Linked DNA regions of Mus musculus: region 2 is linked to region 1. A link is a loop called in an ENCODE intact Hi-C map of the cell type or tissue named here. Cell type or tissue: left cerebral cortex. All regions are shown on one strand.

Evidence for each region. A loop is a pair of places that touch in the nucleus more often than their neighbours do. Peaks named below come from ENCODE experiments on the same cell type or tissue, not always from the same donor. Only the 100,000 strongest peaks of a DNase experiment are listed, where the experiment ranks them.
Region 2: a loop joins it to region 1, with 3 times the contacts of the local background. A loop is called at or near these places in 2 of 42 quality-filtered maps.

What each region holds. Positions count from the first base shown.
Region 1 is chr15:19,358,638-19,363,637 of GRCm38, reverse strand. No RefSeq gene overlaps it. Among named protein-coding and RNA genes, the nearest start is that of Gm35496, 180 kb to the right of the region's middle. In left cerebral cortex, a CTCF peak has its summit at 2,779 (motif pointing left); a DNase peak (open chromatin) is centred at 2,766.
Region 2 is chr15:19,460,256-19,465,255 of GRCm38, reverse strand. No RefSeq gene overlaps it. Among named protein-coding and RNA genes, the nearest start is that of Gm35496, 280 kb to the right of the region's middle. In left cerebral cortex, no CTCF peak of the experiment used is centred here; DNase peaks (open chromatin) are centred at 1,783 and 2,052.

The sequences.
Region 1 (5,000 bases):
GGTATAACAAATACCATGGAAAGGAAAGGAAGCAAAGGAAGGCAGGATATGATTAACGTTGAAGGAAAAATGAAAGGAGGGAAGTTATTTAATTATGTTTTAATTTTAAAAAATTAATATATATATATATATATCTGTTTCCTGCCTATGTAGGCAATGTCATCAGCTGCCTAGAGTTCCTGGCTTTACACTCTCTATGCTCTGGAGACTACATTTCTAAATTATGAACTGAAACAAATCCCTCCTTAGCTTTAGGAAGTTTCATTAAACAAAATAGGAACTACATGAATGTTTGAATTAAATTTGATAATTTCAACTTCAAAAATTATACTCTGTTGCAAAATATATAATTTGAAGAACTGGACATTGTCAACTAGGAAGAGCAAGAAGAAATCACTCTAAAAAGCAGTTTACGCAAAGATTATATTCTAGAAGATTTATGTATTAAAATGAAATTTGAACATCTTTAGTGTTAATAAATTTAAATTTCCTGTTTTCAAGTGAGAAAACAGTTTCATAAAACAAGGATAATAATTCCCTGGAAATGACACATGTTTTGGTATAAGTACAAAATCCTAACATGATTATAGAAAATTATTTGCCTTTTGTTTCCTAATAAATCCCTTATTATGGAGCAGAACCATGACCTTTACTGGTGAGCCTTGATTCTGATTTCTCGTGTTTGGAAAACATCAGTATATTACATTAGATGGCTACTGTATACTCTGACAGTGTTTACTGTTAATATTCCCCTAAACTTTTATGACAGTATATTTCATGCTTTGCCCTGGGATTTGGTGAAGCAATATGTGAGTTTGTTGGTAACATGTTCCAGTTTAAGATAATAACAAATAAAGTCATGAAAAAGTCATTTTGTGAGGGTCCAGTACATGGAATGTCAAATTCTATTTTCATTATTTCATCACCTGTGATATTAGTTGTTCAAAGTAAACTCTCCTCATATCTAATGGAATGAGAATATGAAGTTGTTAAACAAACTGTTCTCAAAATACAAATAATACTTGATTTATGTTAAACATACAAAATTCCAATAAACAAATCATTTTATGAAAGGTTTTTATTTTTATGGAATGGAAATTTTGAGCAAAAAATGATTTATTTTTTAACATAATTTTCAAATATCAATATCTAACTCTATGAAAATCTCTTCGAAATTTTGTCTGTTTCTACTCTTAAGCATCTTTCCTGGTGTAATGAATAAACTTCTGATTCTTATAGTGCTCATATCCTTATTCCAAATCCATTCTCTTCTCTCTATTATCACAAAGCTTGCATTTTATAAATTGTATTGACATATAGAAAGTTGATATGAAGTATATTAGTAAAAATATCATCATATTTATATTAACATACATATTATATTAACCTAGTATAATACTTATAATAATAATGTGTGAGATGAGTTCCCAAGAGAGAATATCCTTACTGATATTGTCTGCTTTCTACATGTCTGCATTCTATCAAACATTCGTTAAGCATCCTCAGTGGTACAGAGTACAGTTCTGTGAATCTTGTCATGAGATTCCTTGACTTTGTTAGTGTATTAGTTAGGGTTCTCTAGAGTCACAGAACTTATGGATAGTCTCTATATAGTAAAGGAATTTATTGATGACTTACAGTCTGCAGTCCAATTCCCGACAATGGTTCAGTAGTAGCTGTGAATGGAAGTCCAAGGATCTAGCAGTTACTCAGTCCCACACAGCAAGCAGGCAAGGGAGCAAGAGCGAGACTCCCTTCTTCCAATGTCCTTATATTGTCTCCAGCAGAAGGTGTAGCCCAGAATAAAGGTGTGTTCCACCACACCTTTAATCACAGATGAAAGGTGTAGCCCAGATTAAAGGTGTGTTCCACCACACCCTTAATCCCAGATGACCTTGAACTCGGAGATTTAATCTTCTGGAATCCATAGCCACTATGCCTCAAGATCTCCATACCAAGATCCAGATCAGAAACTTCTATCTCCAAACCTCCAGATAAGGGTCACTGGTGAGCCTTCCAATCTGGATTGTAGTTCATTCCAAATACAGTCAAGTTGACAACAAGGAATAGCCACTACAGTTAGTATCACCCACAAGAAAAGCATAGTTGCTATGCTAATGAGAATGTTGGGTTTTCCATTTTATCAACAATATACAAATAATACGGTTACAATAAATATTTACATAATGCATTACTTTCAACATCTAAAATTACATCTAATATTGGAGAATGAATATAGGTTTTCTGCCAAGACTATATAGCATTTAATGAAAGAGGCATGGGCAGGTGTCAGTTTGCCATTCACAGAGATGCCAGAATGAATTCTCTGGAAATACAATGGGATACCTTAAACTTTCAGTAGTTTCTTCTCTTTATTAGCGTTTTTAAAAATAATTAACTATTTTTTATATTCTGGAAATACACATGTGTCCCAGTTTCACAAGAAGGCAACATAAATATGCTTTCTGTTTTACCAGTGCAAACAGAAATTAATACTTGCATTAGAGCATCATAGATAAAATTGACAGAACTTTCTGTAGCAAACATCCACACTTCTACTCACGAGAAGGTGGCATGATCGTCTTTACAACATTTCCAATTGAAAAGTTGTCAATATTACAAACAGAACTAGCTTGCTATCATAAACTCCTCAGTGAGTTTCTATATTTAACTGTCCCCAGCTGTGATGCATCATCTAGTTCTGATTTTCTAACAGGTCTGAGAAGGAAAGAGCAGCTACTGCCACAGCCATTTCCTCTGATTGCGCAGGAATGCCACCTAGTGTCACAACAGTTACTGAGTCCTAGCTGCTTTCTCAAAGAATTTAACATTCCACAGCACAGTGCAGCCATACTTTTCACGGCTGTACACCAAAGGAAACAGCATGGAATGGCCTGATACGACCTAACAGCATAGGACAAAAAAAACAAAAAACAAAAAACAAAAAAAACAGCTTTAGCAACTTGGAGCTTCATATTTTATGAAAATTAAATTAAATTAAAAAAACTTATCAAGATCGTTTACACAAGTCGGCACTATTAAAGGAAGAAAATGAAAGATCTCTATGCAATCAGCTCAATGTTTCATCATTCACCATTTAATTTTATTTCAGAATAGTCAGAAATACAGCAAAAAATACATTATTTTCTTCTGTTCAGACTTCTTTAATTGCTGTGAATTTCTAATGAAAATAATGAAAAGACTAATATAACTCTGGTTCAAATATTGTCTGGTATTAAAGTAATTTTAATTGATACTATTCCTAACTGATCTTGTCTGAAAATAATATTTAATTTAAACTTTTAATACAAATGCATCCACCTTTGGTGTGTTAACATGTGAAACACTCCTGTAATTTCAGGGATATTCAAGCAGATAATTCAAAAAACAAATGAAAACCAAATCTACTTTGTTTGTCAGGTTTGTTGTGTAGCTAGATCACTTACATAAGTACGATTTTTAGATACTTAATTTTCACCCTTTGGAAGCCAGCTTACTTATACAAGTGCTGTAAAGAACTGCTTCATTAATTTTTATTTATAAATTAGAACAGTGTTTGTAAAAATGGTAACATGTACTTGAGTGGGAAGTAAGAAGAAGTTGCTGGTTGAAGTGAAAAGGGAGTTTAGTAGATAGAGTTATGTCACAATGGAAACAGACAGAATATTTGACTGGATTCAACCCAGTGTCCCATTTTTGTCTTCTTACAATGGCACTCAACCATCACCAGAAGCTTTGCTGTCAATTAACAACCTGAACAAGTACTCCTGATGTCACCAAAACATCAAGCTATAGGGCAATTCTGGGAAGGGAAACAGACTTGAACATTGGTAAATAATAGGTGGAACAACAATATGAACTAACCAGTACCCCGGAGCTCTTGTCTCTAGCTGCATATGTATCAAAAGATGGCCTAGTCAGCCATCACTGCAAAGAGAGGCCCATTGGACTTGCAAACGTTATATGACCCAGTACAGGGGAACCCCAGGGCCAAAAAGGGGGAGTGGGTGGGTAGGGGGTTGGGGGTGGGTGGGTATGGGGGACTTTTGGGATAGCATTGAAAATGTAAACGAGGAAAATACCTAATTTAAAAAAAAAAAAAGAATCTGGCTTGGAAGAATAATGGATAGGCACCCAGTGTCCTGATGTATAACTATAGGCACAGCTAAAGTCTGCTTTAACTAAACAGGAAATGGTAAAAAGTAGGCTTAAAGAGTACAGGGACCCCAGTGGAGGAGTTAGAGAAAGAGCTGAAGGAGCTGAAGGTATTTGCAACCTCATAGGAGGAACAATAGTATGAAGCAAACAGACCCTCGCCTGCCCCCCCCCCCAGATCTCCCAGGGACTTTAGTCCCACCAACCAAAGAGTACACACAGAGGCACCTATGGCTCCAGCTACATATGTAGCTGGGGGTGCCCTTGTTGGTCATCAATGGGAGAAGAGACCCTTGGTCCTGTGAAGGTTCCATGACCCAGTATAGGGGAATGTCTAGGCTGTGAGATAGGAGTGGGTGGGTGGGTGGAGGAGCACCCTCGTAGGAGCAGGCAGACGTAGGGTGGGATAGGGGGTTTTCAGAGGGAAAACCCAAAAAGGGAATGCCATTTGAAATGCAAATAAATAAAACATCCAATAATAAAAAAATCTCACTTCTAAAGTTAGATGCATCCAGTTGTTATCTGTGGTGTTCACAGATACCACATGTACCATAAAAAAGTTGCATTCAAGATTAGTTGAAAGATAGGAGTTTTATTTTATTTTTTGTTCTTGATTGTTTAAAAATTTTATCTATTTATTTACTTATACACTTTGCATCCTTCTCACTGCAGGCCTCTGGGTCATACCCTTCTGCAATCAATCCTTCCCCCATCCCCTACCCTTTTCTCTTCTGAGCCGATGACCCCCGCCCCCACCTACATATCCGCTAACCCCTGAACTTTAAGTCATTATGAGGAGTCTAGGTGCTTCCTCTCCCACTGAGGCCACACAAGGCAACCCAACT
Region 2 (5,000 bases), 100 kb before region 1:
AGAAAGACCAAAGTGTAGATACTTTGATCATTCTGAGAAGGGGGAACAAAATACCCATGGAAGGAGTTACAGAGATAAAGTTCAGAGCAGAGACTGAAGGAATGACCATCCAGAGACTGCCCCACCTGAGGATTCATCCTATAAACAACCACCAAACCCAGACACTTTTGCAGATGCCAACAAGAGTTTTCTGACAGGAGACTGATATAGCTGTCTCCTGAGGGGCTCTGCCAGTGCCTGACTAATACAGAAGTGGATGCTCACAGTGATGCATTGGACAGAGCACAGGGTCCCCAGTGAAGGAGCTAGAGATAGTGCCCAAGGAGCTGAGGGGGTTTGCAGCCCGATAGGAGGAACAACAATATGAACTAACCAGTACCCCCCAGAGCTCCCTGGGACTAAACCACAAATCAAAGAAAACACATGGAGGGACTCGTGGCTCTAGCTGCATATGTAGCAGAGGACGGCCTCGTTGGTCATCAATGGGAGGAGAAGCCCTTGGTCTGTGAAAGTTCTATACCCCAGTATAGGGGAATGTCAGGGCCAAGAAACAGTAGTGGGTGGGTTGGGGAGCAGAGGGAGGAGGGAGAGGATAGGGGATTTTCGGAGGGGAAACTAGGAAAGGGGATAACATTTGAAATGTAAATAAAGAAAATATCTAATAAAAAAAATCAGGGAAAAAAAAAGACATCTCAAACCCCACCGCCTCATCTATTAGTTAATCATCTATTCATCTACTGATAATAAACACAGGAATATTTGGAGAGGGGAGTTGACTCTTACCAATTTTCATGCCATGGTCAGTCTCTCTGCCAGGGGTGCCCAGGCACAGAATGCAAGCCAACCTAGAGAAGGCAGGGCAAACTCCTGAACAGAGAGTCCAGATGGGTGTCAGATGCTGCTACATCTGGACCAAAAGGGGAAGCAGCAGGTTCTGGGACAAATGCTCTGGCTTCCAGTCTTCCTCTGTAGCTTCCCAGAAGCCTGAAGCAGGCTGAGCCAGACCTTGACTTTGCTTACCACTAAGGAGATCACCTAGGGTGGAGCCTGCCTTCCTGGATCACTCTATTGTTCTGCCACTAACACTGCTGCTCCCTGCTGGGAGTTGGCCTAGCTGTTCCCGAGTCTACATCAGATCCTATATGTGGTCACCTGCAGCTGGGCTCAAAGGATGATTTGGTGGGAATGGGCTTTCCCCTCTCCTTTATAAAGTGTATCCTTCAATAAAAATTTGAACCTTGAGCAGACTAGCTTGTTTTGGTTCCATTATTTCTCTACCTGCCTAGATTCCCTCTTCTCTTCCAGTTCCGAGATGCCTCCCAGGCTTGAACCCGCACATAAGAGCCGCAGGCCTGCCCCAACATTCCTCTCTGGGTACCCAGGTACTGCAGGTTTGCTGCTGGGAGAGGAAGTCAGGAACCATCTGTAATCCACTTTTCCCCTCCAGGCATCTGTATGCCAGGCAGAGAGAGAAAAGCAGATCCTGGGACAAGTGGATCTGGTCTGATTGGGAGGTAGTACTGAGTACTGGAGGGGCAGGAGGAAAAAGTTTATCTGGAAAATTTGGCCACCACTCTTTTAAGGGAAGGCTTTCCTGGAGGCAATCTTTAATGAAGTAACTCTCTGAGCTAATCCTTTCTTTGGGATGAATCCGGGATTATTCTTAAAATAAGGAATGCGCAGAAAGGGAGAGTCGTTGGCTTATGATATTTTATACCTCATTAGCATGGAGAAGCATTTCGGGAATCTCAGCTGTTAGCTGAATGGGTTCTTATGTGACTCACATCACTGGGGATATGAAACCTGAAGAAGCCACTTCCTGTAGCCAAGCAGGCACCACAGTAGAGCAAAAGAGACACCAACCTACCCACTAAACTTTCAACCCAAAATGTATCCTGTCTGCAAGAAGTACAGGCACAGGGGATGGAACAGAGATGGAGAGAATTATCAGTCAATAACCAGCCCAACTTGGGACCCATCTCATGGACAAGCACCAATCCCTGACACTATAAATGGCATTGTGTTATGCTTGCAGACAGGAACATGTTGTCCACTGAGAGGCTCGACCCAGAAGCTGACTCAGACAGACACAGACACCCACATCCAAACAGTGGGTGGCTCTTAGGGACTCTTATGAAAGAATAGGAGGAAAGATTGCAGGACCCAAAAGGAACAGGAATTCCACAGGGAGACCAACAGAATCAACTAACCTGGACCCTTGGCTCTCTCAGATTCTGATCCACCAACCAAGGAACATACACTGGCTGGGCCAAAGCTTCCCCAGATATATGCAGCATATGTGCAACTTGGTCTTCATGTGGGTCCCTAAAAACTGAGAGGTGGCCATCCCAAAAACTGTTACCTGTATGTGGGATATATTCTTCTAGCTGGGCTGCCTTGTCTGGCCTCAGTGGGAAAAGAAGCACCTATTACTACAGGGACATAAAGTGCCAAGTGTGGAGGTATAGGGAAAGGGGCCCAACTCAGTGTAGAAAGGGAGTGAGGATGGGGGAAGGATTGTGGTAAGAGTGTCCAAAAGGGAGGCAGTGAGCAGGATGTAAATTGAGTAAGTATAATATTAAATTAAATTAAAAGAAAAGAGAGGAAGTTGAATTGGTAATCTTAACTAAGCTTGTATGACATTCTGTAGTAGAGGTGTGGGGGCTTGAACTCCTCAGACAAGGTCAGAGGAGGAGAAGCCCGACCAATAAAGGGAGTCCGCCATATAACTCCAAGCCCTAGATGGCTATCTGGAAAATGGTAGTCTTTGACCTTAGTTAACAGAGCTTTTCCACAATCAATGTTTTAATCCTTTTGGAATTGATCATTTGCTTTAGTTTTGAAGCTACTTTTCAAAGGGTAAAAACATGCATTAAATCAATACAGAGTAAATTAAGCTAATTTGCAAGAAAATCAGAAAATACTGTATATGAATAGCAAGTATTTCTTCCTAGGGTAGTAGAAATGCTTAAAGAATTATTAAGAAGTTTAAATACATATACATATATACATATAAAGAAGTTTGAATTGAATTCCCATACAGTGGGGAATAATGAACAGAGGCTATGATACAAAAAATCTCAGAGCCAGCTATGAGTTATGATTCTTTAAGATATTGATCAGTAAGGTTACCAGGATATTCTCAAATATTACAGGTTATTGTCATTGTTCTAGATTGTTAAATACATGAAATTGTTAAGTCAATGACATTGAGAAATCAAGCCAGTACAACTAGTAATGTTTATCCTTTATGGCTAGCTTTCATACTTATGGAATGTTCTGTGAGTCCTACTTAAAGATAGGTTAGTTCTCAAATGTGTCACGGAACTTTGAAATTTGTCAGCTATAATAATGCATGCCCCATGAATGTTTTTTTTTCCAGTAATGTAAGAGAAACGAGTATTCATGGGTAACAAGCCACTCTCTAATTATATTTAAAGCTAGTTCTATGTGATGAAACTTATGATTGGTATTGTTAACTGGGCAAAGAACATGTGACTGGTTAGGTTAGAGTACCCATGAGAGAACCAAGTATTCAGCTACATGGAAACAACAATAAACTTTCCTCTAAATTCTTTTCTTTTCATCCATAGATTAGTACATCTCTCAAGTCTCATCAAGGAAACTACTTTTTGCAGCAGATCTACATCTGAATAACATGCAGGGATCAACTCTAGCTGGGACATCTATATCACACTCTTCAGTCCAAAGGCTTAGAAATCAACAGAAAGAGGGGAAAGTAAAGAAAGTAAAAGCCAGAAGTAGTGGTTATTGAGGCCAAAACAATGTTTGCTGGACATGACAAGGCAATTTGCATGTGATATTACATATGCTCAGCTTTTCACAAGATTAAAATTGCTATGATACCAGCATGAACAAAGGGAGAAGTTCTGAAGTCCTACCACTCTCTGAGAAATAATTGGCAATTGAGGGCTCCTGGAAGGAGAGGAGAGTCAGCTTCAGTTGGAAGATACCCATGGCTTAGTAGATTATCCTACACCTGTGAGTACCAGAGCAGCACTGATGGGCTCTGTGCTGTGGGAAATCCGAAAAGAATTGGAGAGGAGGAAAGGCAGGCATAAAGTTGATCATAGCACATTTTATGTATGCATAAAATTCTCCAACAACAAAAATCAAATATAAATCAAAATGAGTGAAATCAGGGTATTCGAGTACCATTCTTTTAGAAGTCCCAAGAACCAAATGAGAACACTTTTGGCTCCTTATGTTTAAACAATCTTAAGTAAAATGCATAATTGTCATATGTGAGAAATTTAAAGATCCCAAAGCAAAGATAGCAGTGAGAAACATTTCTGCAAATTATGTGGGAAAAGAGTCCAGTCACCTAACCAAGACAATGACTAACAAGCAGAGAACAAACTTTTGGTTAGAGCTTTAGTTTATCACCCAAGACCCAGAGATGAGAAGTAAAATAAATTTTCTAATGTTTAAATTTTAAAAATTAAGATAACATTACATCATTCCACTTCTTTCCCCCTCAACTATTCTAATTTCTTCCCTCCCACTTGCAAATTCCTAGATGTTTTCTGTTTTCTGGTGTGTTTAGTGTTGGAAATTTAATCTATGGCAATTACTAATTCTTGTGATGAAGTTCCAGTAGTGAACAGTTATATGGACTTTATTTAGGTATGTCAGGAAAAGTTTGCATGAGTACAAGTATATTTAAATAAATTCACATGAAATGTCGCTGTTTTCTTCACCTAAACAAACAGTAGATGTTATAATTGTACATCATTTAAGAATGGGCAGTGGAAGAGAGTATACAAATAGGGTTGGCCTTGCTGGTTACAGATCTTAAAGACTGTCTGCACACATATGGATTCCTAGTTTCCTATAGATTAACAGTATGTTGAAATCAGATTATGCAGTTACATTTACGGCAAAAGCCTATGAATGTCAACAGAAAACAACAGTGAGATCCTTAATTTTCTATATCATGATACTATTCTCTCAAAAGAACTCCACATTCAAATTGAAAC